Linked DNA regions of Mus musculus: region 2 is linked to region 1. The links are chromatin loops, found by intact Hi-C in ENCODE. Cell type or tissue: gastrocnemius. All regions are shown on one strand. Links, peaks and the distances in the headings refer to the core of each region. The heading gives the core; the rest is flanking DNA.

Region 1 (16,068 bases), core at 3,099-11,098:
CTCTGACCACAGAGGAGAAGGGGGCTTTCCTTGGCCTGAACTGCTGGGAAGCTGTGGGTGGGAGGTGGCACCCCCAGTTTCCTGAAGCAGAAGGGGAGCTGGGTCTGAGGCAGGCGCTGAGGTTACCCACAGAGAGGGCAGAGGTTGGTCTGCAGAGGAAGGGCAGGGAGGCCTATGGCTGCCCCACCCTGGCTGAGTTCTGCACCCCTATCGGGGAGGGCTTCCTGATTTGCTTTTGGCCTGGAGCAGCAGTCATCCTGGGAAGTAGCTGAGGATGCTCCTGGCTCTGTGCAGGAGTCTCAGGTGCATCACCTAAGTCAACAAAGATCTATCTGTCATTCATTGAGTCACGTGCACGCGTCAAGCTGATGTCTCCCAAGGTTGGCTGTTGTTCCTCCCCAACTCCAGGAGATGTGGAGGCGTTGTAGATCCTAGCTTGCCAGCCTCTCTGCCAGCCCTGTCCACAGTCTGTGTTGTTTACACCCCTCCCACAGAATTCCAGCGCACCCCTTCACTCTTCTTCCATTATTCAGTGTTCCTACTCCACACCCTGATGCTTCACCTTCCTCTCACTCGATGCTCAGCCTCGGTTTCCCTGCCCCAGCCAGACACCTGCTCCTGCCACACAGTTCAGACACCTCGGCCTTGGCACATCTCTTCCCTCTCACAAAACATCCACAGCTCCTCCCTGCCTTCTAGCCAGGAGCCTCCATTCTAGACTTGTCAAGGTCCAGCACTTCCCGGATCTAAAGCTGGGCCTCTTCTCAGGTCCCACGCTTACGTGTTAGTCACTGCACTGTAGTGGCTATTCCTCGTTGTCAACTTGACTAAATCTGGAATGAACTACACTCCAGAACTGGAAGTGATCCCAATGTGGAGGCTGGGAGATACAAGTTTCTGACCTGGATCTCAGCATGGAGATCTTGAGGTGTAGTGGCTATGAATCCCAGAAGATTAAGACAGGGAGACCTCTGAGTTCAAGGTCATCTGGGAGAAAGCAAGTCCCAGGTCCAGGCGTGGTGGCTCACACCTTTAATCTGGGCCACACCTTCTGCTGGAGACCTACGTAAGGACACTGGAAGAAGGAAGATTTGCTCTCTCTTCTTTGCCTGCTTGCCTTGCGGGACTGAGCAACTGCTCGATCCTTGGTCTTCCATTCACAGCTGCTGCTGACCATTGTTGGGGAGTTGGACTATAGACTATAAGTCATCAACAAATTCCCTTACTATATAGAGACTACCCATATGTTCTGTGACTCTAGAAAACCCTGACTAATACACTGCTCTATGGCTGTGATGAAACAACATGACCAAGGCAAGTATTACAAAGAAAGCATTTAACTGGGGGGGGGGGGGGGTTGCCTGCTTACAGTTTTAGAGGGGAGGGTTAGTCTACTGGTGCAGGAACAGTAGCTGAGAGCGTCATATCCTGATCCACAGGCATGAGAGAGAGAGAGAGAGAGAGAGAGAGAGAGAGAGAGAGAGAGAGACTAGATCTGGCATTGGCTTTTGAAACCTCAAAGCCCAACCCCACTGATGTGTCTCTTCCAACGAGGCCACACCTCCCAATCCTTCTCAAAACAATTTCACTCCCTGGTGGGTGACTAAGCATGAAAATATATTAGCCCTTGGGGGCCATTCTCATTCAAACCACCACAGAATCCCTGCCCTGTAGTTGGGCTACCTCTCAGGCCCAGCACACTCCTACCCTGCAGCCTGCCTCCCCTTCAGGCCCAGCACACCCCTACCCTGCAGCCTGCCTCCCTCTCAGGCTCAGCACACCTCTACCCTGCAGCCTGCCTCCCCTCAGGCCCAGCACACCCCTACCCTGCAGCCTGCCTCCCCTCAGGCCCAGCACACTCCTACCCTGCAGCCTGCCCCCCTTCAGGCCCAGCACACCCCTACCCTGCAGCCTGCCTCCCCTCAGGCTCAGCACACCCTACCCTGCAGCCTGCCTCCCCTCAGGCCCAGCACACCCTACCCTGCAGCCTGCCTCCCTCTCAGGCCCAGCACACCCCTACCCTGCAGCCTGCCCTCCTCAGGCCCAGCACACCCCTACCCTGCAGCCTGCCTCCCCTCAGGCCCAGCACACCCTACCCTGCAGCCTGCCTCCCTCTCAGGCCCAGCACACCCCTACCCTGTAGCCTGCCTCCCCTCAGGCCCAGCACAACCTACCCTGCAGCCTGCCCCCCCCCTCCGGCCCAGCACACCCCTACCCTGCAGCCTGCCTCCCCTCAGGCCCAGCACACCCCTACCCTGCAGCCTGCCCCCCCTCAGGCCCAGCACACCCCCCACACCCCTACCCTGCAGCCTGGGCCCCTCTAAGGCCCAGCACACCCCTACCCTGCAGCCTGCCTCCCTCTCAGGCCCAGCACACTCCTACCCTGCAGCCTGGGCCCCTCTAAGGCCCAGCACACCCCTACCCTGCAGCTGCCTCTCTGAGCCCTCCCCCACTCCCTACCCCTTGCTCTCCTGCAGCTCAGGTACCCCCATCTCCTTGGACTCAAGGGAAGGGCTGTGGGGCTTCCCTGTTTCTGGCACCCCCAGAATGCAATATGTAGAGTCTGCACAGGTCCTGGGCACATGTGTAATGACATTCAAGACGACCCGCCATGCAAGTCTCAGAGACAGGGCTCTAAGCAATTGCTTCTGAGCCCCAGTGGAAGATGAGCCCCTATAAGGTGGCTTACACAAATACACTGGTGTACTCTCCACTGTCCTGAGAAGGGACAGAGCACTCGCTGTACTCCAGGGAGCAAGTCCCAAGGCCAGGAATACAGAGAACCCCAGCCAGTTTGAAGCTGAGGTTTCTGGAGTTCTTTGGAGGGGGTGCTAAGAGGTTTGGGGGGGTGTATGACAGTCACAGACCTAGTCATTGATATCTATCACACAAAAGCTGAGCCTGGAGAGATGGCTCTTCTGTTGACAGCAGTGGCTGCTCTTGTAGAGGACTAAGGTTTGGATCCTAGGACTGAAATGGTGGCTTACAACTGCTTGAAACTTCAGATGTAGGGGATCTGTTGCCCCTGTGGGACCCAGGCACCATATACACAAAGTTAAAAATAAATAAATGAATAAAAATGTTAACGTTCCCTCGGGTAAGAGGCCCGATGGTCAGAGGAGGGTCTGGCAGATGCACTTTATGCTCCAAGGAGCCCACAGACTGGACACTCACAGCCTGGACACAACAGAAGCCACACGAGGACCTGGGGCTTCCTGGGGCCTCTGTGGACTTCACTGTTCCAGCTGACTTTGTTTTGGTGCTGGGAACAGAATCATGGGCCTTGAACATGTACACAAGAGCCCTTCCACAGAGCGACACCTCAGGGTTTCTGTAATTTGCTTCTGTTTGTTGCATAGGGGATCTCACAGTGTAGAGTCTAGGCTGGTCTTGAACTTACAACCCTCCTAGATGACAGTGGTGTGCCACCACATTGGCTTTCTCAGACTCATTAAAAAAAAAAACAAAAGCCGGGCTTGGTGGCACACGCCTTTAATCCCAGCACTCGGGAGGCAGAGGCAGGTGGATTTCTGAGTTAAAGGCCAGCCTGGTCTACAAAGTGAGTTCCAGGACAGCCAGGACTACACAGAGAAACCCTGTCTCAAAAACACCAAAAAAAACAAAAAACAAAAAAAACAAAACAAAAACAAAACTTGTGTGTGCACTGCACATAAATGTGGTATTTACCTGAATAGGTCACGTGTGGACATCAGAGGGCTTTTTTTGTTTTTGTTTTTTTTTAATTTATTTTTATTTTTAATTTTAATTTTTTTAAAGGATTTATGGGGCTGGAGAGATGGCTCAGTGGTTAAGAGCATTGACTGCTCCTCAGAGGTCCTGAGTTCAATTCCCAGCAACCTCATAGTGGCTCACAACCATTTGTAATGGGATCTGATGCTCTCTTCTGGTGTGTCTGAAGATAGCAACAGTGTACTCACAAACATTTATTAAATAATAATTCCTTTAAAAAAGAAGAAAGACTTATTTGGTACCACCATTAACCCCAGCACTTGGGAGGCAGAGGCAGGAGGATCTCTGTGAGTTTGAGGCCAGCCTGGTCTACAGAGCGAGTTCCAGGACAGCAGTGCATTTAAACCCTGCATTAAATTAAACCCTGCATTTAAAAAATGATTTTATGTTTATTTTAAAATTATGTGTATATGTGCGTGTGAGTATGGGTGCCTGTAGAGGCCTCTGGAGCGGGGGTCACAGGCAGTTGTGAGTCACCTGACATAAATTTTGGGAAACAAATTTGAATCGTCTGTCAAAGTGCTCCCGTACTTCAACCACCGAGCCCTCTCTCCAGTCCCTCCAACTCATCATTTCTTCTTTAGATGTATTTATCTTATGCATATTGTGTTTTCTCTGCGTGTCTATCTGTGCAACTGATGCCCCCAAAGGTTGGAAGAGGATGTGGCATCCTTTGGAACTGTAAGTCAGCTTGTGGGTACTGGGACTGAACCTGGATCCTCTACAGGAGCAGCAAATATCTTAACCACTGCGCCATCTCCCCAGCCGCATCCACCTTATTTTTCTGGACACAGTATCTCATTGAATCTAGACACTGACATTTGCCCAGGCTGCTTGGCCAGCATGCATCTGAGATCTCTCAGTCTCTGCCTCCCAGTCCTGGGGGTCAGAGGCTGCTGCCATGTAGAGATTCAAGCTCAGGGGGTTAGGCTTGCATATCAAGCACTTTACCCACAGAGCCATCTGCTAACCGCTGTCCCAGGTTGTTGTTGTTGTTATTACTGTTTTCTGAGACAGAGTTTCTCCTCTGGCTGTCCTGGAACTCACTCTGTAGACCAGGCTGGCCTTGAACACAGAGATCCACCTACCTGCCTCTGCTTCCTGAGTGCTGGGATTAAAGGTGTGCGCCACCGCCCAGCCCCAGTTTTAAAATGACTTTATGTGTGCAGTGTTTCACCTGGTCCTGGTGTCCTGGGCCCTACAGAGGTTAAAGGGGAGTACTGTTCACCAAGACATTTCTGCACTCCACCCCTTCATCCCAACTTTAGCGTGATTATTTTTCTCTTCAGTGAGAGACGAAGACCTTACAGGTGAAAAGATTGTGACCTCTGCCCTTATCTTACTCATAGGCCAAGCCTCAGTTTTGCCTCTGCACTGTGTGTTGTTGGAGCCCACTTCCCTAAAACAGGGTTTCCTGGGAAAAGTGTAGGACTAATATTGCTCTAGGCAGGTTTGAAAACTGTCAACAGTCCCTCCTTCTCTCCCTCTCTTTATACTTTACTCTCCTCCCCCCTTTCCCTTCCCTCCCTCCCTCCCTTCCTCCCTTCCTCCCTCTCTCCTTCTCTCAGTCCCTTCCTTAATCCCTTCTTGATTGCTTTTTTTTCTTTTTTCTTTTCTGTATCTCTCCTCTCTTAGTCCCTGTCCCCAACCATCTTCTGGCCGTCCATGGCAAGCCTGCCCAGGCAGTCTACAGAACTCCTTGTAGCACCAAGAAAAAGGTCACAGTCCACAGAGAATCAAGAGGCCCTCAGCAGCACAGGCAACAAAGTTCCTTGCTTCCCGGAGTATTCCCAAGGGCAGGGCTTGTCCAGGGAGGGACGAAGGTCCCACAGCAGGTGGGGCCCTGAAGCCTGGGGCTGATTGCAGATCAGAAGGGCCAGGTAGCTCCCCGGGTTATGAGGTGGGGGCTGGGACAGGGGCAGCTATAGGCCTGTGGCTCTTGGGACAGAGACAGAGGATGGTAGCTGTGCACACAGCCTGTGGCAGGTCTGAGTCAAAACACCTAAGGTTGACCCCAGCTGGTCATGAGGAGAGCTGCCCAGTCATTGCCTTATGCTGGCTTGGGTCACCCAGACAGGCTAGGCGCGGCCCAGTCAGCTGTGACTCAGGCCATAGTGGCTTTGCCACGCAGCCCAGGGGCATCAAGTACAGGGACGCCCCCTCCCCACACCCAGCCCTGCTTCTCCTTCTAACAACACCTTTCCCACCACCGTGTCAGGCTCCATCTGTGGTGTGGGTGCTCTACCTCTCTGGTCCTCAGCTTGGGGGTGGGGTGGAAGTGGGGGGAGCCTCAGGCCACCAACTTCAGACGGAAGTCAGGTGGGGGGCAGGGTGAGGAGCCAACGCCAGAGGAGCCTCAGGAGGAGAGGGAAGCAGAGGGGCCCAACAACGATGGTGTCACCCTGAAGACTGGACAACTGTGCAGACTGTGGAGGGCTGCGAGACCACGGTAGGATTCCCTTGAGGGGGCAGGGCGGAGGGGCACTGCTGCACCCCACACTTATCCCCAGGAGGGTAGATGGTCCATCAGTTGCTCCCCTGTGGATCAGGGGCACCTGCTGGCCCACACAACCCTCCAGCATTCGCTCTCCCTGTCTGTAATGGATGCATTGTAAGTCAGGCTTGGAAGTCTCTCTTGGAGGATGGCCAAGCAAAGCTGGAGAGACCAGCTGTGGAAGTGTCCCGTGGGTTAAAGTTCACAGGATGGGTAAAGGGCAGTGGAGAGAGCACATGGATTCCAGGCTTGCATTGTGCCATCGTGGTAGGGTCAGCCTGATTCTAAAGGCAGTCATGATTTCTGCATCCCCAGGGGACTCAAATCCCTTTTCTTTTTCTAGAGTTCTGAGCTTGCAGAGGCCTCATTTACCCTCCGGTAGATGGAGCAGTGGAGGGCCGTCCCTGTCCATTCAAAATGGGCTGCAGCAGTCCACGGGGACCATCATGGGTGCTCTGGGGAACTTGATCAGCCAAGGTCATTACTCCTCTGCCTTTGACCTTGGGCCAGATCGGAGCTTGGCCGGTCTTCGTCCCCCCCGCATCCGAGCTCCAGGACAGTGACAAAGAGAGAAAAACAAAAACCAAGTCTGTGCAAGAGCCCCCTGCGTTGGGTGCTTGGCATCCAAAATTCCAAGAGGCTCTTACCTCTAATTTGTCAGTGTTCCTCCAAACCTGCTAGGGGGCTGACAAAAGGAGGGGACATTGTTCCCAGGATCCTGTCCATGTCATGCCATGCCGGGACAGGACAGTAAGGGGAGCCTGGGACTAGTCTGTACAACCAAGTGGTTTAGTTTGCTTTGATTCTTGCCTCTTGCTGTGTGAATTTGGGCAGTTCATTTTCCTTCTCTGGGTCACCGTGGCCCCCTGCGAAGTTGACAGTCTGATCCCCACCTGGAAGAACTGTCAGGACAAGGTGGGAGCAGGTAGCAGGACCAGGAAAAGGCCACTGCCCCCTCCCCCAGAGCCATGGCAAGGCTGTGCCCCATTGACCACTGAATGTGGTTCTGGCACCTCCTTGTGGCCAGTCTTTTGGGCTACACCTTGCAGATATTAGGACAAAGCTCTGGAAGCCCCCAAGAGGAGCCTTCTTCCCTTGTGTTGGTGAATGGCCTCTGCCCACCCCCATCCTGCACCCCAGACACCCACTCACTTCCTCAAATCCAGTTATCCAGCCCCACCCACCTACTGGTACGGACTGAACAGGCGAGCTGGCGAGCCGACTGTACTTGCTGATTCTGGGCAGCAGGTGGCGCTGCTGACCAGGGCTTGGAGCTGCTAAGCGTTTACAGGGCAAAGAACCCTAAGTTCAGGTTTCAAGGTTATAGAGGGAGCCCATCCACACCCCCGGCGTCAATGACTGGATCTAATCAAGGCAGTAGGATCTCAGGGAGCGAGTCCTCTCTGGAATCTTCACAAGCAAACTAGTTTGGAAGTCTTGGAACCCAGGACAAGCACCAGGGCATATATTATCAAGGATGGCCCACTGACTTGTTGTGTGGCTTTGGCAAAGTGGCATGCTTTCTCTGGGTCTCACCTTTGCAGCTGTACCAGATAAAGATGTCTATAATAAAGGTGTATCTTGTGGCTTTGCCAACTTAAGATTGACGATCCTGTTATCAATTTTGCACACGTCGTAGCTGAGGTTTAAATGATGACGCCACCTGCCTGAGGTGGCGCACCTTGTAAATGACAACTAAATCTGAGTCTAAGGTCTGACAGACTCCAGGGTCCACGGCCCCTCTGTTCCAGCTAACAGAGTCGCACCCTGCTTGGAAAGACAGGCAAGGACTCTGTGTGGTGGTGGGGGGTGCTAAGATGACTGTTACAGAGAACCATCTTCCCTCTAAGATAGTCTTCCCTCTCAGCCTGCAGGTCCAAGTCTTCGCAGAGGAGATGCCACAGCTGAGGGGTGACATGAGGGTTGGGCACAGGTCTCACCTGGAAAGGCAGGGAACAGAAGCAGGATCCAGGGGTCAGGTGGGGTGAGGTTAGCTGGGCAGGAGATCAGAGTGGATTTTGTCACGGAGCCCTGTGGCTGATAAGCACTGGCTACCTGGAGCACTTAGGCAGCGAGGGTTGCTCCCCTGGGATGACTGGCCCCAGAGCTCCTGACAGATCTTGCTGCCCTGAGCATCTCCTAGCTGTCCCAACTACCCGTTAGATGTCCCTGGCCTTACTTCAGAGAGGGCGGGCTAGGGTGGGAACGCGGGGTTTTGCATCTTCGGTGACCCTGGACAATTCAACTCCTGAGCTTCAGTTTCCAAGTGTGACAAAGGAGAAATGGGAGTGGGCTGGAGGCCTTAGGGGGTCTTCTGAGCACTCTGTATGATTTTCTGGAGTGGATTGGGGGGGGGGTGTCCCTGAGACTGGCATGCCAATCTTGAGCCCTGGAAGGGTCTTCGAGATTTGCAGAGACCCCAGGTTTTGGGACTAGTATGAGACAAGAGTTGATTGACCCTGTGCTTCCTGACAGGATAGCCAGTCCTGGCTATGGCCCACTGTCCGGGCAGCTCCACCTGCTTCTGTCCCCACAGCCGAAAGCTTATTCTTTTCTTTCCCAGGAAGTAGACACTTCACTCTGACGAGTCTTTCTCCCACCCTCACCTCACTATGGAACCCTTCATTCTTCTCTCTCATCTCCCTCATGTCTCCCCTTCCTAACATCCTTGGCGGGTGGGGGGACCTTTTTTCAAGTCTTCCTGGCACTGAGGTTTGTAGTCAGGGCTCGGGCCACCTCCCCAGTGTCACCTCTTAGTCCGGTTAAGTGGCCCTTGTGAGTTTAACTAGAAGGGGGGACAGAGATGAGGCCAGGCCCTACCTCTGTGGCCAGCTTCCAACTTCCTGTGTGTCTGCCCACTGTTGCTTCCTGTTCTGTTTATTGCCTCCAAGTTCAGGAAACCAACGGGTGCCCCACCCCCACCTTACACACCCGTGATTATTTAATAGCAGCCGTGCTACAGTCTCTCGCTCTCTTTTGGAAAACCCAGTGGGGAAAGGAAGCTGACAGCTCGAGCTCTGACATCAGCGTTGTCCCTGAGCCAAAAATCCAGGGTGGCCGGGGTGGGAGGGGCAGGGCGGGGAGGGAACCAGTTGCTGGTGGCCCCCATGACACGAGGCTGCCCTAAGGTTCCCAGGGACGGGGGCCAGACATCGAAAGGCAGAGACACAAGGACACATGCATATTCATGCACAGGGTCATGCCTGGCTACCACCCAGACCCACACAGGCTCACACAGGCATGGACACACACATGCATTCATGTGTGTATGCATGCATGCTCACACACTTGGGGTGAGGGGAGGACTTGCAAAGCCCAGCTCTGTTTTAGCCTCGTGCACACACAAACACTCTAATCAAGTGCATACACACACACACACACACACACACACACACACACACACACACACACACACCAGGGCCAGACACTGATGAACGCAGACTCAACACTGACACCGCACAAGCACAAAAGCTCCCTGAGACACAGACACAGGCTCCGGGAAGCTCCTCATTCTCAGGGATTCTGTAGAGCGCCCTCTTCTGGACGCAGCTGGGCCCCTGGCCTAGGCCACCCTGAAGGAGCCCAGCCACTTCCTCCTGTGGTGTGTATGAAGGGCCCCTGATGCCTATGAGCAAAGGCTCCGTAGTTGTGACTGTCCCCAGCCTCACCTAGGCAAGGCAGGGAGCCCTGAGGGTCTAAGGCTGGGGGAGGAAGTGGTTCTGGAGAAGCCGGGCTCTGCAAGGGACTTCGTCACTGCTAGGCCTGATGCCAGGCTTCCACCCCCACACCATGCCTCTGGCCTGCCCATACCTGGGCCCATAATGCACCTCTGGCCCATTCCTGAGCTGGCTTTAGTGGAAGCCACAGTTGAAGTCAGGCACCCTGTGCTGCTGACTGCTGACAGGCCTTGGGCAAGTCACATAGACCGTGTGGGCCAGGCCTTCGTTCCTGTGGCTATCTGTGGACAACTGGGAAGAGTGCTTCAGGGGGCCATGCTCGCCCTGGCAATGTTGATGTATTTTGTCATCCCATTTTTCTTTGAAGGTGCTACTAGCTCCTTGTAACTTGTACCTGTGACTCGTGAGGTGCTAGAGGCCGGCGTGAGAGCATTGTTCTCCATCTCTGTGACCTGGACATTCAGGAGAATAGGGCCAAAGTATGAATGCTTATTCAACATGTACACAAACTCCTGACCTGGGGGAGAGCAACCTAACTTACAGAAAAAGGACCGGAGGGTAGTGTTAGGGTGGGACTGGCCACCTACCATGCCACACCCTGGCCTCTGGCCCTACTGAGGGTCAGCTCTGTGGGCTGCTATTTCCTTTGCTGTTTCTAGAACTGAAGAGGGGGAGGGGATGCAGACACTCTGATTCACCTCTAGGGGCTTGATTCCTGACGCAGAACTAGTCAGGAAGTGTCGGGGTGATGCTGGGGCTGTTGGCTGTTGGCCAGACTACTTGAGGCTCTTCTTTGGCTCTGAGCGGGTGCCATTGGTGCCTGCCAGAGATCTGGTGGGGGGAGGGTAAGAAGCTGCAGATTCCATGGCAGTGCTCGGTCTGAGACAGGACTGACACAGGACGGCTTGCTGATATTCTCCAAGGCTGACCACTACCAGGGTCCATGTCCACCCCCAAGGACTGAGAGACTCAGAAGCCAGGCCAGCCCTAACCAGCAAAGTATGCTGAGTCTCTCCAGGCCTGGTCCAAACTCCCTATTCCCCGTTGGCCAGAGTTGACTGAGCATCTACCCTGAATTGTTTTCAGAGGGGAAACTGAGGCTTAGAGAGGAGCCATCAACCAGGGCCACACAGGCAGTGTTCGGCTACCCAGTTCATCCAGTGTTCCACAAGTAACAACCCTTAAGTATTAACTTAAGGGTATCAGCGCCACAGTGCCTCAGAGTCAGGGCTGCAACTCTAAGGACACCCTCATTTCTCAAGGCTGACAATGGAGCCGCCTCTGCCTTTTGGGGCACGTTATCGACTGCCTAGTCCATGCCAGGGACAGTCTCAGGTTTCTCCTATTTCCTTTGACACCTGTCACCAGCTAGGGCCTTGAGAAGCATCCTCCAGCCCCCAGTTTCCTCTCAGAGCACAGTTTTGTGCTCACCTTTCAGCAATTTCAGGTGAGATCGCCAAAGCCCAGCTGAGGCTCTGTGTTTTGAAGAACTGAGATCGTTCAGGGGAGGACGCAGGGAGAACGGGGGGGGGGGGGGGGGGGGGGGGGCTGGCCTGCCTGTGGAGCAGCTCAGCATCTGGGTCATTGGTCTTGGGGAATTCCCAGTGCCCAGAGAGCTGCTTCCTTACCTGCTGAGTAACCACTGCCCACACAGGATGCCTGGCTGGCAGGCCACCTCCCCAAACCTTGCAAGCAGTCACTGCTCTGCTGTCCTCTCTCCTGAGTCTGAGAGCCCCAGGGCCCAGGAAAGAGACAGCCCAGCAAGCAGGCAAGGGGCTAGCCCCCACCCCCGCGTTTCCCCCCACCCCCTACCCCCGGGGGCTCTGCAGGGGGAAGCTGGTGATTCAAATTCCTTTGAGCTGAGCTTTTCAGATGGGGTCTGGGGGTGAATCAGCTCCTGGCTGGTAAGGTCCAACCAGCAGCTTTCTTCATCTCAAGCCCTGATTGGGGGTGTCTGCCCTGTGTGTGTGTGTGTGTGTGTGTGTGTGTGTGTGTGTGTGTGTGTGTGTGTGTGTGAAGGGTCCACTTCCCAAAAGCCACAGAGCATGTACCTCACTGAGCCAAATCTCCAGCCTGCTTCTAAATGAGGTCAAAGTCCACACATGCTTCAAACCACCAGAGCTCCTCCTACCTTTGCCCAGACCACTTTCAAGGTGTAAAATGCTTAAAAATAGACGGGATCTGCAGAGTGGTCCCTCCTGACCATCACTGTCTGGAACAGACCCCTTTCCAAGCCCCCAGAGCCCAAGCAATCTGTGCCTACTTGAAACAAGAATGAACACCAAGGCTGAGTGAATGGGTCAGGCTGCAGGGGGCTGAGGGGTTCTTCCTTCTGAAAGCCATTGCCTCCTAGAGGGGTCACTGGATCTTGCAAGCCAGAAGCTCTGCCGTTAACTCTTTGTGTATAGATCTTTACCTGCCACCCCCTTAACCTCCATAAGTGAAAAGCAAGTGGCTATGAGGTCCTGGGAGAGAGTTGTGACTGTTGAGTGAAAGCTAATGGGAAAGGCAAGGCTGACTGGCCCTATGTGTCAAAGTGGACAGAAGAGAGGACTCTCAAGGGCTTTGGGAAGGCCCAGGCTAGCTTAGGTTTCCAGACCAGTCTACAATCTCACTTCCTGGAGAGAAGCACTGGATACTGCACCTGGGCCTGGCATGGCAGCCCCTATCCCTGCTGAGGGATTCCCTGGGTGGAAACGGGCTGTCCCCCTCATCCTGAAGCCTGTCAAACCCCTAGCAGGCCCAGTGTGCAGGAGCTGGACAGGCTGCAGATGAAGTCACAGCTGGAAGAGGCTGGGCTGGGGCTGCCACTCCAGGGCGGGGCCCAGGGTCACAACCCTGGGAACAGGCAGCCAAGAAGGGAGGATGTCTTCTGTGAGGGAGCAGAGGGAAACACACATACAGCGGCACAGAGAGGGAGGGACGGATGCAAACCCCCAGCTCACGCCAGCCACGTTGCAGGCGGCTTGAAGACAGAGGCTCAGCTCTGCTTGGAGACCTTTCCTGGTGCCTCCTCAGAGGCCTGTCACAGGTGGTGCTCAGACATGGACTGGAGCAGGAGGCAGGGCCTGGTGCACCAAGGGGCCCAGAGCACTGGGGGAGCATGGACTAAGTCAGGTACTGTGAGAGGGGAAACTGAGGCACAAATGAGTCAACTAGTTCACTGAACTCAAAAGGTCCTCTTATCAGTGTCTTCTGGAACCTGTTCCCACCTCCTGTTTCCTGCAGGGTGGAGCCGAGATGAAATGACTGTTGAGTGGACCCATGTGGGGGTCTAGTGATCCAGAGAGCAGTGCAAGGCCTGGAAGTGCTCTGGAGGGATGTAGAGGAGAGCCAGGCACAGGAGTGGGGCCGTTAGGGATGAGGTCCTCCGTGACTGGAACACGCAATGAGGTGTTTAGCCTTGGGGGCAGGAGGTGGATAGAGAGGACCATGATGGCTTTCTGGGCTGATAGAATTGGGGCCCATGTAAGGACACCAGGCAGAGTCAGACAGCAGCTGTTCGGAAGACGTGATGGTGGATGAGGGCCGATTCAGACCTGGTGTGCTCTGAGTAGTTCTGGTGCGGTGGCGCTGGGATGTGTGGGGTGTGGAGTCACATGCTAACCTATGTGTACAGGAATGGTGAACCCCAGACAGGGTCACCAATGAAGAGACAAGGTGTGTCAGGATGCAGGGAGAAAGAAAGGGTGCCAACCTGGTGGCTTCATCACTCCACTATTCGAGGCTCTGCCAAAAGACCACAAGAAACAAGAATCTGGAGGGGGCGGGGTGTATGTGTGGGGGCGGGGCAAGGAGAACAGACACAAGGCACCCTGCTAGGATAAGAACACCTGAGTAGATCCTGAATATGGCTCAGGGCAGGAGCTAGGGACATGGGGGTGAGCGAAGGGGCTGGAGAAGCCAGGCAACGCTTTGGTAACCCTAATTGTCCCACTTGGATCTGGGGTTAGGTCAGATGGAAAGGTTGGGATAGGGTCCCCCAGCGCAATGACACCTCCAGGTCTAGAAGGACCCAATGGCTCGGGATAGCATGGCCCTAGGTAGGTGTGTTTGGTCAGTGCTCTCTCGCCGAATGCTTCTCTGTACTGCTTCATAGTTAGTGGGGAGACCCTGGTCTTATTTCAGCCTGTCTTCTTCCCCACTGTCCCTCAGAGAGTCTCTAACCTACCAGCAAGGACCTGCCTCGGGATCCTGCCGTAGACCTGTAAGAAGCACCTGTTAGGAGTCACCTTTGTACTCTGAGGCCAAGCACTAGGGGCTTCCAAAGAGTGTCAGCCATTCCTAGGCACCCAGAGGAAGCAGGAGCCCCATTTTGCCCAGCCTCCCTGATCATTGCTTTAGGGGTCCCTTCAACGTAGTAAGGCTGAGTTCTTGCCCAGATAGTTCCCAGATAGACGATACAACCTCATACTCTTACCAGTCCTCCATAGAGGGGGCATGCTGATGGCTGGGGGTGGGCAAGACCCTCTGGCACACTGGCAGCAAGCCCCTTTGTGTCTTCTCTTTACCCATTGGCAATGGACAGGCTGGAGAAAGGCCACCCCTAAGGTGACTCCCAGCGTCCACATTCTGCTTCACTTTATGGCTGTCTAAAGTTCAAAAGGGCCCCGGCCCCCCTTCTGAGAAACTGCTTCTCAGTGGAACCCCAGCCTGACTCCTTTTGCTGCCCCGCAAAGCCCCACCACCACCAGGGGACACAAAGGTAACCTCCAGTCTGTTGCCACCCTCCCAAACCCAGTTGAAACTGGAACGTCTGAAGGGGGGCACAGGCTGAGGACCCCTCTGAATCCCCCTGAGACCCTTTCCCCACCAGACCCATCTGCAAAAAACGCCCAGAGCAAACCACTTAGGAAAACCACAGGGCGGTTTTTTGTTGTTGTTGAAGACTTCATTATAATTTTATCAATCAAATTCTTAGAAGAAGGAAAAAGTCTGCCCTCCCCACCCTCCCCCCTCACTCTTCCCCCCTCCCCCTTCACTCTCACTTTCTTCCATTCATAATTTCCTATGATGCACCTCAAACAACTTCCTGGACTGGGGATCCCGGCTAAATATAGCTGTTTCTCTCTGTCTTACAACACAGGCTCCAGTATATAAATCAGGCAAATTCCCCATTTGAGCATGAACTTCTGAAAACGGCCTGCATCTAAGGTCTCCTCCAAGGCCCTCTGGAGTCCAGCCCATAATGAAGGTCTTGGCCGCAGGTAAATCCATGCGCCGGGCGCCGATTTAAGAGTCCCGGCTGCGGGCGCGCCGGCAGCCTGGGGCGCTGGGCGAGCACCCGCGGGACACCCGCCCGCCGCGCCACTCGGACACTTGGGGCGCCCGCGCAGTCCGGGCCCGCCGGAGGCGCTGGGTGGCGGCCGGGAGCGAGCGCCGCACATGGTCCGGGCACCGCGCGCCCAGCCCGCCGGGGCCAGCAGGTTGGCGGTGAGGGACCTGGCCGGCGTAGCCTTGCTCCACCGCCTTCTCTCCTCGCCCCACTGCTCTCCTGTGCTGCTCTTACTTCTCCGCTGTCGCCTAGATTTACCCTCCCTCTTTCTTTTTCTTTCTTTCCGCTTTCTCTTTTCCAACTGCGTCCCGGGCTGCTCCCTGGGAGGGGCGCAGGCGGCTGAGCAGCTTGCAAACTCCGGCCAGGACCGGCGCAGGTGCGGCTTCCGTCTGCTAGTCCCTGGAAAGCTGTGATTGGCGCGAGATGAGATGCAGGTATGGGTACCCCCGCAGCTATTCCGGGGCCCTAACAGTGTTTGGGGATGCTGAGATCAATAGAAGACTCCAGGGGAGTAAACTTAAGGTTCTAGGGTCTTTTTAGTCCCAGTATGGGGAGTTCAGGTGGGAGGTCTCCAGCCTCCCTTAAGAGATGACTTCAGCCTCTATCACCTTCTGGTGTCTTTAGCCTGGTGTTGGAAAGGCTGGAGCTGGGGTGAGGGGGCCGGTGAAGCTAAAAGTGAAGGACGGGCAGGCGCCCCGGGGGAGGGGTGATCCTCGACAGGCCCGGACAGCTCCCGGCTCTCCTGACACCTTTCGCTTTCCTCTTGCGTGTCCGCCTGCGACCTTTCCCCACCCCGGCCTCTTTCCTGGTTGCACCACTTCCTCTCATTCCAAAGTATGTGGATTTTTTTGGGCGGGGGGGGGGCTGTAGCA
Region 2 (16,068 bases), core at 2,559-10,558, 160 kb after region 1:
ATGACATCCACCATTGCCTCTACTTTCACCAGCCAAATTTCTTGACCTCAGACCTTAAAACAATTATTATAATTTCTATTTGTGATAGCGAGGTTTTATAGGGCTATGAGAAAATTACAAAAAGATGTAAGATTTCCACTGGCCACATAGAAGCTTATATTTACTGTACTCCTATACATTTCTCATGTTCATTAAACAATTAGAGTCTACCTGTCAAAGTCCATAGTGGTTCCTTTTTTTGTGTATTTGAATCTGAATTGGTATATCTCAGTCACTTTCTAGAAAAACCAAAGAGAGCAGAGAAAGAAGTTAATTTTGAAACAAAACCAGATTTTTACCTCATAAAAGGAACATCTTGTTGACTATTTCCTATGTTTCTTCTGTATGTTTGTCTCGCAGAATTACTTTATCAAGGAGTAGTGGTTTCAGATATAATGATAACGTAATCTCTCTCCTCTCAGCTAAAAATAAGTTAGGTAGCAACTGTTTCCATTAGATATCACCTGTTGAGGAATCATTCATTCATGTAATCAATCTTTTATCAAATTATCTACTTTAAGCTAAAAACCAGAGTCATTGTGGTGAACAAGGCAGAGAAGATTTTTTTCCATAGAATCTACAAAGCTAGCTAGTAAACGAAGAAAACAAGGTAATTTCAGATAGAACTGGTGCCCCGGACAACATAAAACAGATAGTATGGCAGAAAGTGCATAGTGGAGAGAAAGAAGGGCTCATTAGACTTAGAAGGATCAGGAAATTTTTCCTGAAGATATAATATTTTTTGACTTGTAGAGCCCTCCTCCAGCAGAAAGTCAGGGCATCAAGTGAAGGGGGTGGGTTGCCATCCCACAGTCAAAACTCTCACCCATAATTGTTCCCATCTGAAAGAACTACAGGGATGGAAATGGAGAGGAGCCTAAGAAAAGGAAGGTCCAGCAACAGGCCCAAAGTGGGCTCCAGCTCAAGGGGAGGTCCCAAGGCCTGACACTATGACTGAGGCTATGGAGCACTCATAAAGAGACCTATCATGACTGCCCTCCAAAAGACCCAACAATCAGCTGAAGAATCAGATGCAGATATTTGCACCCAATCAATGGACAGAAGCTGCTGAGCCCTGTGGTTGAATTAGGGAAAAGCTGGAGGAAGCTGAAGAGGAGGGCAACCCTGTAGGAGAACCAGCAGTCTCAATTAACCTGGACCCCTGAGATCTCTCAAACTGGACTACCAACTAGGCAGCATACACCAGCTTATATGAAGCCCCCAACATATATGCAGCAGAGGACTGCCAGGTCTGGGTTCAGTCAGAGAAGATGCACCTAACCCTCAAGAGACTGGAGGCCCCAGGGAGTTTAGAGGTCTGGTCGGGTGGGGACATCCTCGTGAAGACAGGGGGACAGGGACGAGGTATGGGATATGGAACAGTTAGAGGGTGGACAAGGGCGGGAAATAAAATCTGGAGTTATAGATAGATAGATAGATAGATAGATAGATTTTTTTTTTAAAAAGGGAGTCAGTCATATGCAGACCTGTGGACAGTGCCTCAGATAGGCAGAACAGTAATGCAAAAGCTCTGGATTGTGAAGGGATGTTTTCTCAGAATCCAAAAAGAAGCCAACTAGATGGAAATGAGAGATGTTGCTGAGACTATGTTGACAATAGTATGGATTTTGGATTTTTGTTTTTGTTTTCCGAGACAGGGTTTCTCTGTATAGCCCTGGCTGTCCTGGAGCTCACTTTGTAGATCAGGCTGGCCTGGAACTCAGAAATCCGCCTGCCTCTGCCTCCCGAGTGCTGGGATTAAAGGTGTGTGCCACCATGCCCTGCTGGATTTTGGATTTTATTCTAAGTTCATCAAAGTCTACTGAAAGTTTAAACAGATCAGTGGTTTGCAGTTTTTAAAGATCTCTCTGTATACCTTGAGAATACAGACAATGGGCTAGAGAGATGGCTCAGCGGTTAAGAGCACTGACTGCTCTTCCAGAGGTCCTGAGTTCAATTCCCAGCAACCACATGGTGGCTCACAACCATCTGTAATGGGGATCCGATGCTCTCTTCTGGTGTGTCTGGAGACACCAACAGTGTACTCACCTACATGAAATAAATAAATAAATCTTAAAAACATACATACACACACATACATACATACAAAATTTAAATAGAACAAACAACAACTACTAAACAAATAAAAAAGAATACAGACAATGTTTTGATTTGAATAAGAATGGCCCTGATAGGCTCAAATATTTGAATGCTTAGTCATCAGGATGGGAGTGGATCTATTTGAAAGGATTAGGAGGATTAGGAGGTACAGCCTTGTTGGAGGAAGTGTATCACTGGTAACACCAGGCTCAGTGTCTGTCTGTCTGTCTATCTTCCCCCATCTAATCATGGCCTACAGATCAGGATGTAGTCATTAACTACTGCTCTAGTGTCTGCTGTGTGCTGACATGTTCTTCACCATGATAATAATAGACTAAACCTCTAAAACTATAAGTAAGTCCCAGTTAAATGCTTTTTCTTGTAAGAGTTGTCTTGGTCATGGTGTCTCTTCACAGCAAAGGAACAGTGTCTAAGACAGACAGGAAGTGTGCAGGTGTGGTGGTTCGTGCCTTTAATCTCAGTACTTGGGAAGCAAAGGAAGGCAGATCAGTATGTTCTAGGACAGCCAGGGCTAAGCAGAGAAATCTCTCAAAAAAAAAAGGAAGAAAGAAAGGAAGGAAGGGAAGGGAAGGGAAGGGAAGGGAAGGGAAGGGAAGGGAAGGGAAGGGAAGGGAAGGGAAGGGAAACGGAGAAGGAAAAAGAAAGAAAAAGAAAAAGGAAGGAAAGAAGGATAGAAGGAAGAAAGGAAAGAAGGGAAGGAAGGACACATTCAGGGAAGCCATGAGGACACCTAGAAAGCCTCTGTGGTGATTTAGAGAAGTAAGGGAATGGAGGAACTAGGGGACTGAATTTTATTTCCTTCACTAGAATCTACTACTGCTATCTGCTCTCATCATTGGTAAGGATGTGATGGAATATAGAGAACAAATTTCCTCATTAAAAACAAACTCAAATAGTCCTTTCAGGCAGATGACATGGCTCAGAGGATAAAAGTGCTTACACTGTAAGCCTGAAAACCCAAGTTTTATCCCAGGAACCCAGAGCAGAAGAATAACTGACTCCTCAAGTTGTTCTCTGATCTCCATACACTTGCCACTCACAACTGCACATGTACAAGCGTGCACGTGCACATGCACACACACAATTTAAAATGCTTTAGCTTAAAAATAACTGTTTACCTAGATAAATTAGGGTTTGCAGACAGAGCTGAAGTTCTAAAGAGAGTATGAATTGAAATCAGAACACAGACTATGACCCTCACTCATCTGACAATGTGGAAATGGGGATGATCAAAAATAGTTTTCACATTCCTGTTACTTATCTCTAAGATCTGAGCTCAAAGCTCTGCTGATCTTTAGTATACAACTTAACCACGGGTGATCAAGTCCTGGAAATCAGCTCATACCTGCCTAAACCTAAGGAGACTGATTATAATGAGTTAGTGTTATAAGAGAATTGCCTTTATAACTAACTGCTCAACCTATTTTCAGGGGACTGTTTTGTGAATACAATAGAAAAAATAGGTCAGATCAGAGGTGGCTGCAGGTGCCTAAGAGCAACAGGTTCACTCCAGATTTGCTAGACATAGTGTCCTCTCTTAGCCAATGCTAAGTATAATTGTCCTGCCAAGCAAACAATGCCTATTCTTCTCACCTGTCCTTGCTTCTAGTCAACTCTAGCCTCTTAATACTATGGGAACGCATTTTGTAAATAAAAGAGATCTTTAAGTAGTTGGTCATATTTTTATTATTTGTTTCCTAAACCAGTGGTTTTACTGTTGAGATATATAACTGTTTTTAAAAAATGTTAATCCCAGGGCTGGATAGATGGCTTAGGTTAAGAGCACTTTTTACTCCTACAGAGGAGTTGGGAGGCTTAAAACTTCCTGGAACTCGTCCTAGGGGATCTGACACCCACTTCTGGATTCTAAGGGCACTGCACATACATGATGCACATACAGTCACGTAGACACAGATGAATACAGATATAAAGAATATTTTAAAGTGTTAATTCTTGATAAGTTCACCATCTTCAAACTGTTTCTCACTCTCTATTCCAAGTCACTGAAAAGACTTCTCAGGTCTGTCTCCAAAGTGAGTCACACATCCATGTGATCTTTATTCTCTGTCCTCTAGCCACGAGTTTTTGAATACAAACCAGGCCAGGTACACATTACATATGCTTCCACTCAGGAAGTGCTACTGAGGAAGCTGAAGCAGGGAAATCACAATTGAAGGCCAACCTGAGTAGCATACTGAGCTAGTCATCTCAATAATGTTATTTTTAAAAAGGGGGGGCAAGGGTCGGGGAGGATCTAGGCAAGGCCTGAGTCCAATTCCTCGGACTACAACAAAAAGAAACGTTCCGAGTACAAATCAAAGCGTGTCACTGCTCCCCGGCCTCTCACTGTCCTTGTGCTAAAGCCTCCTCACCTCTCCTCCACTTAGCTCTTCTGCCATTTCCCTTTTTCACTTATGAGACAGATCCGGGGTCTCTTTTCTGCCGATAAACACTTCCTGACTTGGGGTCTCAGTGTGTCTATATTCCGGATTATGCCACCAACACTCTGAGGTAGCATCATTGTTGTCAGTATTGATGGAGAGAGGACGTGGTAGAGCTGCGGTCTGACTCCAGAACCTGGTGTTGCCCTCAGTGCTGTTCTACCTGTCATTACTGTGGCTTGCCCTTATTCCATCTCAGCTCCAACAGCAGTCTAGCCCCCAGGGATGTTTCCTATGGCTTTGTCAATCTAAAACTGGCATCTCAGCCCTCCTTCTGACCAGCACAACACCTTTCATACTTTCTTCATAGCATTACGACCTTAAATGACTTTTACTAAGTTCTATTTACTCATTGGTTATTCTTCTTCATACAAATATAAGCTTCTAGAGGTCAGAGACTTGGTCTGTCCCCTTTATGTCGGTAAACAGTGCTAAATACAAAACTAACAAAAACACCCAGAGTTCATCTTCAAGAAGAATTTCATCTTACAAGGATTCACTCTTGACATAGAGTTTTTCTGTGCTGTGCAGCTAACCTGAAAGTAATGATCCTCCTGCCTCTCCTGAGTGCTGCAACTATAGGTATGTGCCACACACCTGGTCTTTAATAGACAAACTTTAAAAAAAAAAAAAGTCTCTAGGTCAAGTTTAAACCCAATACTCAGGAGACAGAGGCAGGCAAATCTCTGTGAGTTCAAGGACAGCCTGGTCTACAGAACAACCAAGGCTGTACAGAGAAACTTTAGTCTCAAAAACCCAAAAACAAACAAACACACAAACAAATGAATAAAAACAAAGTCTCTAAACACATATTTTAGGATCACCTATTGTTCAGTGAAACAGGAAGTTAAAATTGTGTGATCACCTCTCATAGGCACAAAAGACTAGACAATGAAACACATGGTAGCACTGCTCATAAAACTCATATATGTAATGTTTTTGTTTTGTTTTGCAAGGCATAGTTTTTCTATGTAGCCCTGGCTGCCCTGGAACTTGCTCTATAGACCAAACTAGCCTCAGACTCAGAGATCCGCCTGCTTCTGCCTCCTGAGAGCTGGGATTAAAGGCGTGTGCGGGACTCTACTGCCCCAACTCCTAACTGTAATTCTTAACGGTTTATCACAAATTAAGACGTGTTTGCTTGATTTGCCCCCACACTTCAGTGTGTGCCTACAGAAAAGCTCGTTGTCGGTCTTATCGCTTTAGTTTTCAGGCTCTCTTTCACGACAGCAGTCAGAACAAAAGTATAAATGCAAATGTGCTACAGTTGTGTGCACGGCTCCTAATTCTGTCCGCTTCGGAATTAGGAAAAACTCTTGGATCTAAGCTGTTCAACTGTTGTGCTTGATATATTCTTCACAGGAGTGCTGCAAATTTTAGTCCCAAGTGGAAAGTTTATTTTTATTCCTAGTAAATATTTTACTGTTATTTTTTGTGCCATTTTGTTTAGGGAAGGTTATCCTTTCAGAGATGACTCAAGCTATTGGCACAGGATCAATAAATGACAGAGATTAGGTTGATCTGAAAAGGTTGTCTCCTGGTTATTTACGAGAATGAGGTCAGAGAGCCCCACAGTTTTCTCAGTGACTTGATGTTAGGCAGCAGCCAAGCCATAAAACAGTGGGACCTTGGGCATGCCTTTCTACACTATGAACAGTGGAGAACTGGCATAGTAGTGAAAGTGTAATAATCACTGCTATGTGATCTGATGAGAAATGTCCCTCAGAACATTTGGACGCTTGGCCCCCGTTGGTGGCACTGTTTGGGGATGTTGTGGAACCTGTAGGAGGAACCTGACTGGAAGAAGTTTGTCACTAGGGTGGACTTTGGTAGTTTATAACCTCATTTCCACTTCCAGTTTGCTCTCTCTGCTTTGGGTTTGTGGTTGAAGATGTGAGTACTCGGTTTCCTGCCCCTGCTGCCTACCTGCTGCTTGCTATGCCTCCTTGCCATGAGGAATTCCTCTCTGGAACTGTAAGCCAAAATAAACGCTTCTCTAAGTTGCTCTTGGCGATGGCATTTTATCAGAGCAGCAGGAAAGTACTAATACAATCACTGACTTTGTTTGGAGTTTTTTTAAAAAGACTCAAATAGTCTACCGTTTTTTAGTAATTAGATGTGTGCTATGAAAACGTAGCACTTAGGGATTGCTTCCACAGAGAAGAAATGGTAAGTGTTCAAAATATTTTTGTTGGGTCATGGATAGCTTGAAACTTATCATACAAAACGCTCTCTTTTCAAAACCACAGTATCTTTTTTTAAAAGATTTATTATTATATCTAAGTACACTGTAGCTGTCTTCAGATACACCAGAAGAGGGCGTCAGATCTCATTATGGATGAATGTGAGCCACCACATGGTTGCTGGGATTTGAACTCAGGACCTTCGGAAGAGCACTCAGTGCTCTTAACCACTGAGCCATCTCTCCAGCCCCCAAAACCACATTATTCTATATGTTAGCATCAAAACTAATTTAGTCACTTTATTCTCATTGTCAGATTTATCCTGAGGTAAACTCAAGTTTTACCTCTAAAACTACTGATTTCTTTTTTAAAATAAAGTTTATTATTTTAAAAAATCTGCAAATAAATAAAAGATCATGCACCAAAACTAACCAGATTTCAAACTAGGAGAGGTGTGTGCATAGGGAAACATAATAAGAATGAGAAAAACAAATCAGTCCTAATTTAAAAAAAAAAAAATTGAAACTTACTAGAAGAAAAAGATCGGGATAGCTGGTAGTAGAGCACAAAGACTGGGTTCCAGCCCCAGGACTCAGTAAACCAGGCATGGTGCTATCTTGTAATCTCAATACTGTGTATACACAACTGGGGCATTTGGTGAAGGCAGCGGGATCTGAAATTCAAGGGGATTCTCAGCTACATAGTGGGTTCTAGAAACAGCTTAAGGGGGAGAGAGATTCAGAAAAAAGGACCTAAGACCAGTTTGGGCATTAAGGAATTGCTATACACTTGTGTGTAGTAGTTATTCTCCTCACCTGCATGGTTATTTTCAATCTTGCACAGAGAAAATACTAAGGATTTAACAATTTAGTTTTGAATGTCGCCAGTTAGACTAAATACACTGGCTTAGAGAAGAAAAATTCAAACCAAGGGGAAAAAAAGAGGAGAAAGCTAGGAGAGAGACAAAACCGGGTGAGAAAACAAAGGGCTTCTCACTCTGTGTTCGTGTCACAGGCAGAAAGGCCATGGAAGTGGCACAGGTAACTATGTCGTATTTAGGCAATGCTAGTCACTCTACAAGCTAGAAAACAACACGCTTCTCCCAGGAACTCCAAATCCTCATCTCCTTAGGAAATATAGGAATCAACCCAGAGGGTTAAACAGGGCTCTGCTTAGAAAGGACTTTAGAAAAAGTAGAAGTTAGTACAGTGAGCCAAAGAGGATTTCACAAAAGATCTGAACAGCAGCAGGGTCCAGGAGTCACTAAGCAAGCTCAGGAATGTAAAGATGAGAGTGAGATGGAACGCTCTCAGCGTCTATGAGAGCATCAACAGAGGGCGTTCAGTGCTCACGAGCTCAGAGTAATGCTGTAGCTTTTACTTTTCCAGAAGATCATAAGCAAATAATTAGATATTTTATTATTATCATACAATAGTAAATGCTTATTAGTTCTACAATATATATTAATAAATTACTTTTATACATTTATGATTAGGAGAATCTTAATATTGACATGTTATAAAAAATAGCCTCAGTTCTTTTTTTTCTTCGAGACAGGGTTTCTCTGTGTGGCCCTGGCTGGTCTAGAACTCACTTTGTAGACCAGGCTGACCTCGAACTCAGAAATCCGCCTGCCTCTGCCTCCCAAGTGCTAGGATTAAAGGCGAGTGCCATCACTGCCGGCCCGGCCCAATAGCCTCAGTTCTAAACTGCTTTTTTTTTGGTTTTTGGGTGTTTCTAAAAACAAAAAAATCTAGTTTCTAAAAATATTTTCATAATAAAAGACTTGTTTCATTTATAATGAAACATAAAGTTCATGATAAATTGCTCTGTTTATGTGGTAGTCTAGTAACATAATTGATAGCCTCATTTCAGATAAATATACTTAAATATAGTATACATACACTACCCTCTTACCTCAGGTTCCTTGGGATTTGTGTAAAGCTGTTTAAGGGAAAATAAAAAGCACTTAATTTCCAGACTTACTAATTGCTGCTCACTGAATGCACTGTCTTTGTGAAGAGTTTAATTTGTACTGTGCTAACTGAGTCCCGAGCACCAGCTAGGCATATTTCTAGCTAGATATAGGATGAGCTCGTATTTTACTAAAAACTCGGAATCTTTACAACTTTCTATGAACACTAAATATAAGGAAGTTTATAACTGATGCATAGTATTTTTGATTAATATGACTGAACTACAAGTAAATTCATTTGTTTGTTTGTTTGTTTGTTTGTTTGTTTGTTTCAAGACAGGGTTTCTCTGTGTAGCCCTGGCTGTCCTGGAACTCACTCTGTAGACCAGGCTGGCCTCGAACTCAGAAATCCGCCTGCCTCTGCCTCCCAAGTGCTGGGATTAAAGGCGTGTGCCACCACTGCCCAGCTGTACAAATAAATTCTTAACTTGTTATGTCATAAATATTTAAATAATTAATATGTTTTATCAATGGTATCTCAATTTTCTACAATCATTTTATACCTATGGGTATATAAAACTTCAAAAAAAAAGTCCACAAAACTTTCAAACAAAAGACTTTGGATCTGTTACATATCTAAAAATATATTTAAATCCTAAGCATTAATATGATATATTCTCTCATATGATATGTTCTCTCATATAATAATATATATGTCAAAGAAATATACTGAACATTTATAATATCTTAAGTTCTGATATATCCAATTTTGAAATGCTAAAATGTCATAAATCTCACGAGGGGAAGCGGGAAAGATGCCTGTTTAATGCTGTACTTGCCAAAAGTTCATGCAGAGACAGAGACTTGGCCTTTAAGTTTGTACTTACTGTTAATACTGCCATGTGTAGCTTCAAGAGAAAAGAAAACTCTGTTATTATATGTTTGTACTATAGTATTGACAATTCTGATGAAGACTAATTCAAATATTACTTCAGAGAGAAAATATTCAGAAGGTCAGAAAAAGGAACTAATTCACCCATTCAAACAATTTCTATTACAAACACTGGCTTTACTGGGACAAAAGAAGGATTATCAAAAAAAAGTTTCTTATTTTCTAATTCGGGAACCAAAAGATATGCAAAACAATCCATTATTGTTCAAAATTAAATGTACCACAAGAATCCCTAATAAGTACTCCTTTTAAAATTTACCAAGCAAGGTAAACAACTTAGAAACTCTGATGTGTCTCACAAACTCGTGCCTTTCTCTATACATCACAAAACTACAAAGACATTCTCTCAGCTTTAAAGAATATTGAATATACAGACATAAATAGAATCAACACTATGATAAATTCTTAAATATAAAACGTGAGGACCATAATTCTGTAGCAGTTGACTAAAACTTTAGTGCCACCTTGTGGCTATTTTAGCATATAACTGATTTTTTTTTTCTTCTTTATAACTGATTTTTATGACCACACAGTAAAACTATTAATAGTTTATTGTCACATTAAAAGAAGAAAGAATATGGCTAGCCGCTGATCTCAAGATGCATGCCGACTAGAAAGGGGAACTAACAGTAAGAAAATCACATGGCCACACTGTTATACTCAGGGTCTGCTGTGAAGAAACAACACAAAGTGTTAGGGGAACCCTCAAATGAGGGACAATTTTAGCGGCAGGACAAGATGGAGCTAGGCAGGCCATGCATAGGGTCTGGACAGACCTTTTTGAGCAAGAGGAACAGTATGTGGAAGATACTGGCATCCTAGAGAGTCTTCGTGTAGCCTGAGCATGGGAGTGAGGGAGGGTGTCTTAGAAAATCAATAGGGACATTCAGGCCTGCTCGATCGTGCAAACAGCTTTGAACACTTTTTTAAATTCCTGGGAAATTTTTAGGCATAAAGGATAACATGATCAGAGTTCAGTTTCTGAAAGAATGTAGTGTGGTTCACGAGCAGGAATTGTGAGAGATGAGAGGGGCAATAGGGGAAGTACCCAGAATTTCATAACTAGTAAGACCATGTTCTTCAACAGGACATCTTCCAAGGGCACTTGCTACTTGAAACCTGGTTTTACTTGAACTACTCTTTGTTTCTTTGGGTTTTCTTGAGACAGGGTTTCTATATAACAGTCCTGGTAGTCCTGGAACTCACTCAGTAGGTCCCACTGGCCTGAAACTCACAGAGACCTGCCTCTACTTCCTGAGTGCTGAGTTTAAAGGCTTGCGTCACCAGTGACCTGCTTTTTTATTCCTCTTCCTCCTCTTCCTCTTCCCCCACTCCTTTCTTCTTTGTAAGAAACAGGGTCTTGTCACCGCGTGGATGGCCTTGATCAGGACTGTTAGCTGAGATCTCTGGAGTGAAAGAGGGTCTTGTCACGCGTGGACGGCCTTGATCAGGTTAGCTGAGATCTCTGGAGCTGCCCTTCTGAAGGATTCAGAGTTTTTGCATAACTTAGTCCCAAGACATACCTGGCGAACCAGGAAATCTCCTGACTGAACTGCTTAGGTAATCGGCCTTCACACAACTCCTACATCAGATAAGAGGTTTTGCTATGCGGAAATTGTCTTGCTAAAAGTGCCTTTTTTGTGTAACAATAAAGAACTTATGAAAAGTTCCTAGGTGTTCAGTACTTCCGAGGCTAATCCATCCCGCTGCGCTGCCGAGAAGCCAAATTCATCCTGCAATGTCTCTTTCTCAACCCAGACCCCAGACAACCAATAATTTAGCAACAGGTACAGCTGAACCAGTAGATAACTAGCAATCATTAGCCCTCATATGAGCAACACTCACCTCCTGCCATGTCTCTAAGCCCTTCCCTGATCTGTCTTATCTTTGTATCCCTCTGTCCCCTGGGTCAAAATGGAATGAATGTGAGTAACTGTTCACCCAAGGTGGGAAGGAGTGAGGGACTCCGTGACTACATTACTGACACAATGGCAAGCCTCTTCACTGCAGCTTAACGTGGAGCTGACGAGTGAAGACTTGGGGGAATGGAGCAAGCATAGGAGCAGGGGTTTCATTCAGGTGCATCGCATCTCTTCAGCCAGACCTTGAGCCTTCATTCTTCACATTCTTCATTCGTGTCTACTGAAGCATGAGAGAGCATACGCACTTAAAATCTGGGCTGTGTCTTTTAAAAGTTCAAAGTTATACACAGGAGTTATAATTAACAAAATAAAATAGAGTAAAACTTCATTATTTAACTATTTCTTCTTTTCCATCTGCAAACCGAGTCACCGCTATTTAGAACATGTTCAACGTGCTAACTACCAGATTCTTGTCTTCCTTAACCCACATCCTGTGGATCTTGTCCAGTGACTTCAGAGGAAATTCTGTGGTTAAAAAAGATATGCGTATATAAAAAGGAAAACGAAGCTTTCGTTTCTATTTGTTGTAAGGGAGACAACAGTGAGGCGACACAGACAAAATAAAAGAAAATCGACTAACAAATAAAAAAGCAAGCACTGCTATACTGTTAAACACTACAAAATAAAATGTCTAAACTTTTTTAAGGAGTAAAGATGAGTCTTTAATTTGGAGGTAAATTTTCAAAAATTCTTACGTATCTCTTTTCCAAAGCATCAAAACAACCTTGAATCCTGTCAAGAAATAATATCCAATGTCACTTTAGCCCATATGAACAGCCAAAAAAATAAATCCAAGTATGTAATTAGTTTGCACTTCTATTTTGCAGTATATAAATTAACAATCATTCTGCCCGTTCTGTTTAACCACCTTTTAAAACCCCAAGCCATTCCCATATATCTATAGAATATTATAAATAACACACAGCTCTGAAGCACAGAAGTGTTCTCTCTCTTCCCAGCACAGAATGGTAGTAAACACAAAGGTATATAGTGAATAATCGCAGTTAGGATTTTTTTTTCTTTATATAAGTCTATTTTCTTCTAAAATGAAATCAATAGTTTAAAATAATACTGAATAATTGCTACAATTTTCAGGAAAGAGGGCTAATAAAGTATTCTCTTTTTAGGAAAAGATTTTAGAAAATAAAGTTTGATGGGCAATTTTACAGAATTTACTTACCATTTAATAATATGTAATGACCCCGGACACTTTTTGTCTTCCCGGAGAATTTTTAAACTGAGGTCTAGAAAAAAAGAAACATCACTGTTATACTGAAAACTTCATGCTAAATAAAGCATTTCCTTTATTTTTTTATTTGTAAAATTTAGTTTTTCAAGACAGGGTTTCTCTGTGTAGCCTTAGCTGTCCATAAACTCACTCTGTAGACCAGGCTGACCTTGAACTCAGAGATCCACCTGGCTCTGCCTCCTGAGTGCTGGGATCAAAGGTGTACACCGCCACTGCATGGCACGTTTTGATGTTTAAACACCCACTTTATACATGAATCCTATGTGGATAGTTCCCTCAGTCCTAGTTCTGGAGCAGTGTAGCAGACTCCCACTCTGGTCTCTTTTCCTTATCCCATTCTCTCTAAATAATCTAAGATGTCACTGAGACCATCTCAACTAACAAGTTAAACACATTCCTAATTTCATTCTTTATTATTTTCCCTCTTAATGAAAAAATATTAAACACAAATGTGTAAGTTATTCTCAAACATCTCCATGTGAGATCTCCCACTTCCCCATATGAAGGAAGAAAGACATAGTATATAAAGAAATCTGTATAAAGTCACTGACCCATGTATGAGTTAATAGAGGCATCTTAAATCATCAGGTGTTTATAAATTTATGGGTTGGCGTACATGTATGTGCAGTAGAAAGGTGTATGCCACAATGTGCGTGTACAAGTCAGAAGAAAATGACTTACTGGGATCTCTCCTCATTATATGGGTCCCAGATCATTAGGTTCGGCAGCAAGTATGTCTATGCCTGTGGAGCCATCTCGCCAGCTCTTAGAGTCCTCCATCTTTTCATATGGTTTTCCTATGCTAAAATTAACATCACTTCTTACCATTGTTGAGGAATAGAAAGTTATTCTACTTTGACAAAATACTTAGACATTGTTAAAAAGAGTGTTATACAAACATTGAGCATTTTGTGACATGTCACTTTAAATACAAATACATTAAGGAAGACTAGCATCTACTAAAACAGTCGCAAGAAAAAAAACTAGGACTCTGAGCAATGCTTTTGCCTCCGTGCCTAGGACAGTGTGAGGCAGCACTCCTGGAGAGAAGCCGTACTTCATGAGGCCGACTAACTGATTAAGGCTTCAGTGGTTGTGGGAAGTTGGGATGTTCCAAGTCCAGAGCTAAACTAAAAATTATGTTGGGCTATCTCTAGTCTCCTCATAGCCAGCTATTGCCTAACTCTGTGTGTGAGCTAACATCCTTATGGATATTAGGTGAGTCCTTTTGAAATGTACCAACAGACTCCCTAGCTTACACCAACACAAAAGCTGGAAATGTCAGCAGACAGCACCCGAGACTGACAGCAGAGATTTCCCCACTTGGCTGTACCCCAACTTTCTATGACTTTCTTTGACCCTATGTCTTTCTTTGTTCTGTTACTGTAAGAACTTCATGAAACTTCCTCCATACTAGATGGAACACCTACAGCAACCTACATCCATGTCCCTGGCCCATGTCACTCACATTTGAACCTAGAATAAACTATCTCTTTTATTTCTTGAAGTAAGAGCTGTGGGTTTTGTTGTTTTGTTTTGTTTTTCAATGTTAGCAGTAGCAACTGAAATACAAAAAGTGCTTAATTTCCAAAGTATGCCTTCTTTTATAGCTCCATGTTCCAAACAGGAGGGGAAACAAACTATATGCTCCCTGAAAACACACTAAATCTTACAGATTTAGCTCCTAAGTTAAAAGGAGTGATTAACACGAAGGAAGGTGTCATGATTACAAGTACCATGCTTCTGTGTTTAGAGCAAACATGCACTCACGGCTGTTCATTTGGAGAATCAATATTGCCTAAGAAAATTAAGTTAGAATGAAGCCATGGTATATAATTAAATATAAACATGAGAAATTTCAAATTAGATTTGGAAAAAATAGCATTTTGCAAGGAAATATGTGCACACTGATAACAATAAAATGAAGAGGTAGGCTATTGTAAAAAAAAAACTTAACTCATTAAAATAACTGTCTAAATATTCATGCTAATCCACAAATGGATTTATGCCTCCCGTGCATATTTATATATGCTAATAGGTGAGATATTTCTCACCTGATTCCTTTGAATTTCCTCAGGGTCAAAATATACCTCAAAGAACAAATTCAACTGAGACACAAAATAATGTAAACCTTCAGCATTAAGGTAGATTTTTGTTCTCACTTTTACAAGAATGGCTTAGAATTACGAGACATAGCTCAACAAGTTTGTTTTTTCATTTGATAGCTAGCTTGAGGTTAATGGTTCCTGTAAGAAAAACCAACACACACGACAAAATTAAAATGCGAAGTGAGTTAGTCAATTGATCTTGAAGGACACACCCATGAGATAGGATTAACACAGTCTGTGAGTGAGGGAAGCTTTGTGTTTCTGAGTAGAAAAGGGACATCAGCCAAAGCAATCATTTAATGCAACTTTACCATCCAAACGGCGGTCTCTGTAGGAGCTCTCTGGAAACAAGCCCCTCAGGTACGTTATACATGAGATACAAGTAGCAAAAAGCTTCTTCACCACCACCAGTGACTCATGCTCATTTGTCACTTGGGACGGGAAAATCGTGTTCTGGAAGAAAATCAAAGATGATAAACATCAGTATTCATGAATATTCAGCCCATCAAACCATGACCACAGATAGGACAGAAACTTTTTAAGACTTCAAATCTGATACATTTCTAGATAATCAAAAGAAAACAGGGCTCTGAATACTGAGTTAAAATAGATCTTCATATAAGCAAAACAAAATAGAAAGGCAGGCAAATACTGGAGTAATTTAGGACGAAAATTTATTTCAATGACCCATTAATCTGAAGCAAAATTGGGAGTTTCCCTATAATTTTATAACCTTATTCCTCTCTTCACACACTCTCTAGACTTCACTGTAATCTGAATTTTTACCCTTGTCTCTTTTATACCGCTCTCTCCAAAGTTACCATGTACAACTTATCAGAGTATGGATCCCCCTTGTCTGGAGCGTTTGACATTGTATCCATATGTCCCCCTTAAGCTGCCTTGACACTGTTTTGTTTTTTGTTGTTGTTTTGGCAGAATTGGAAATCAAACCTAGGACCTTGTTGCATGTTAAGCAAGAACCTTGGTTACTGAGCTCAACTGTTACCTGCTAACACTACTTCAGCTTTCATCTATCCCTACACAGCTGAATGTCACCCCACCCACTCATTCCCTGACTCTCGTTTTTTATGAAACAAGACCTGCCTGTCTCTGCCTCCTAGGATTAAAGGGTGTGCCA

The links. A loop is a pair of places that touch in the nucleus more often than their neighbours do. Peaks named below come from ENCODE experiments on the same cell type or tissue, not always from the same donor. Only the 100,000 strongest peaks of a DNase experiment are listed, where the experiment ranks them.
Region 2: it touches region 1 in a loop (6-fold over the local background); 39 of 42 quality-filtered maps call a loop at or near these places.

What each region holds. Positions count from the first base shown.
Region 1 is chr11:4,251,490-4,267,557 of GRCm38, forward strand. It overlaps Lif (leukemia inhibitory factor), which reads left to right and starts at 6,079. Exons shown (of 4, transcript NM_008501.2): 1 at 6,079-6,199; 2 at 15,008-15,128. The coding sequence starts at 15,110. In gastrocnemius, for the core only: CTCF peaks have their summits at 7,432 and 9,791 (motif pointing left); DNase peaks (open chromatin) are centred at 6,207, 7,283, 7,445, 9,307 and 3 more places; H3K4me3 peaks cover 939 bases; H3K27ac peaks cover 1,378 bases.
Region 2 is chr11:4,412,003-4,428,070 of GRCm38, forward strand. It overlaps Hormad2 (HORMA domain containing 2), which reads right to left. Exons shown (of 11, transcript NM_029458.1): 3 at 15,242-15,383; 4 at 12,754-12,817; 5 at 12,269-12,305; 6 at 9,587-9,607; 7 at 8,702-8,728; 8 at 211-278. Among named protein-coding and RNA genes, the nearest start is that of Hormad2, 21 kb to the right of the region's middle. In gastrocnemius, for the core only: a CTCF peak has its summit at 10,117 (motif pointing left); no DNase peak of the experiment used is centred there.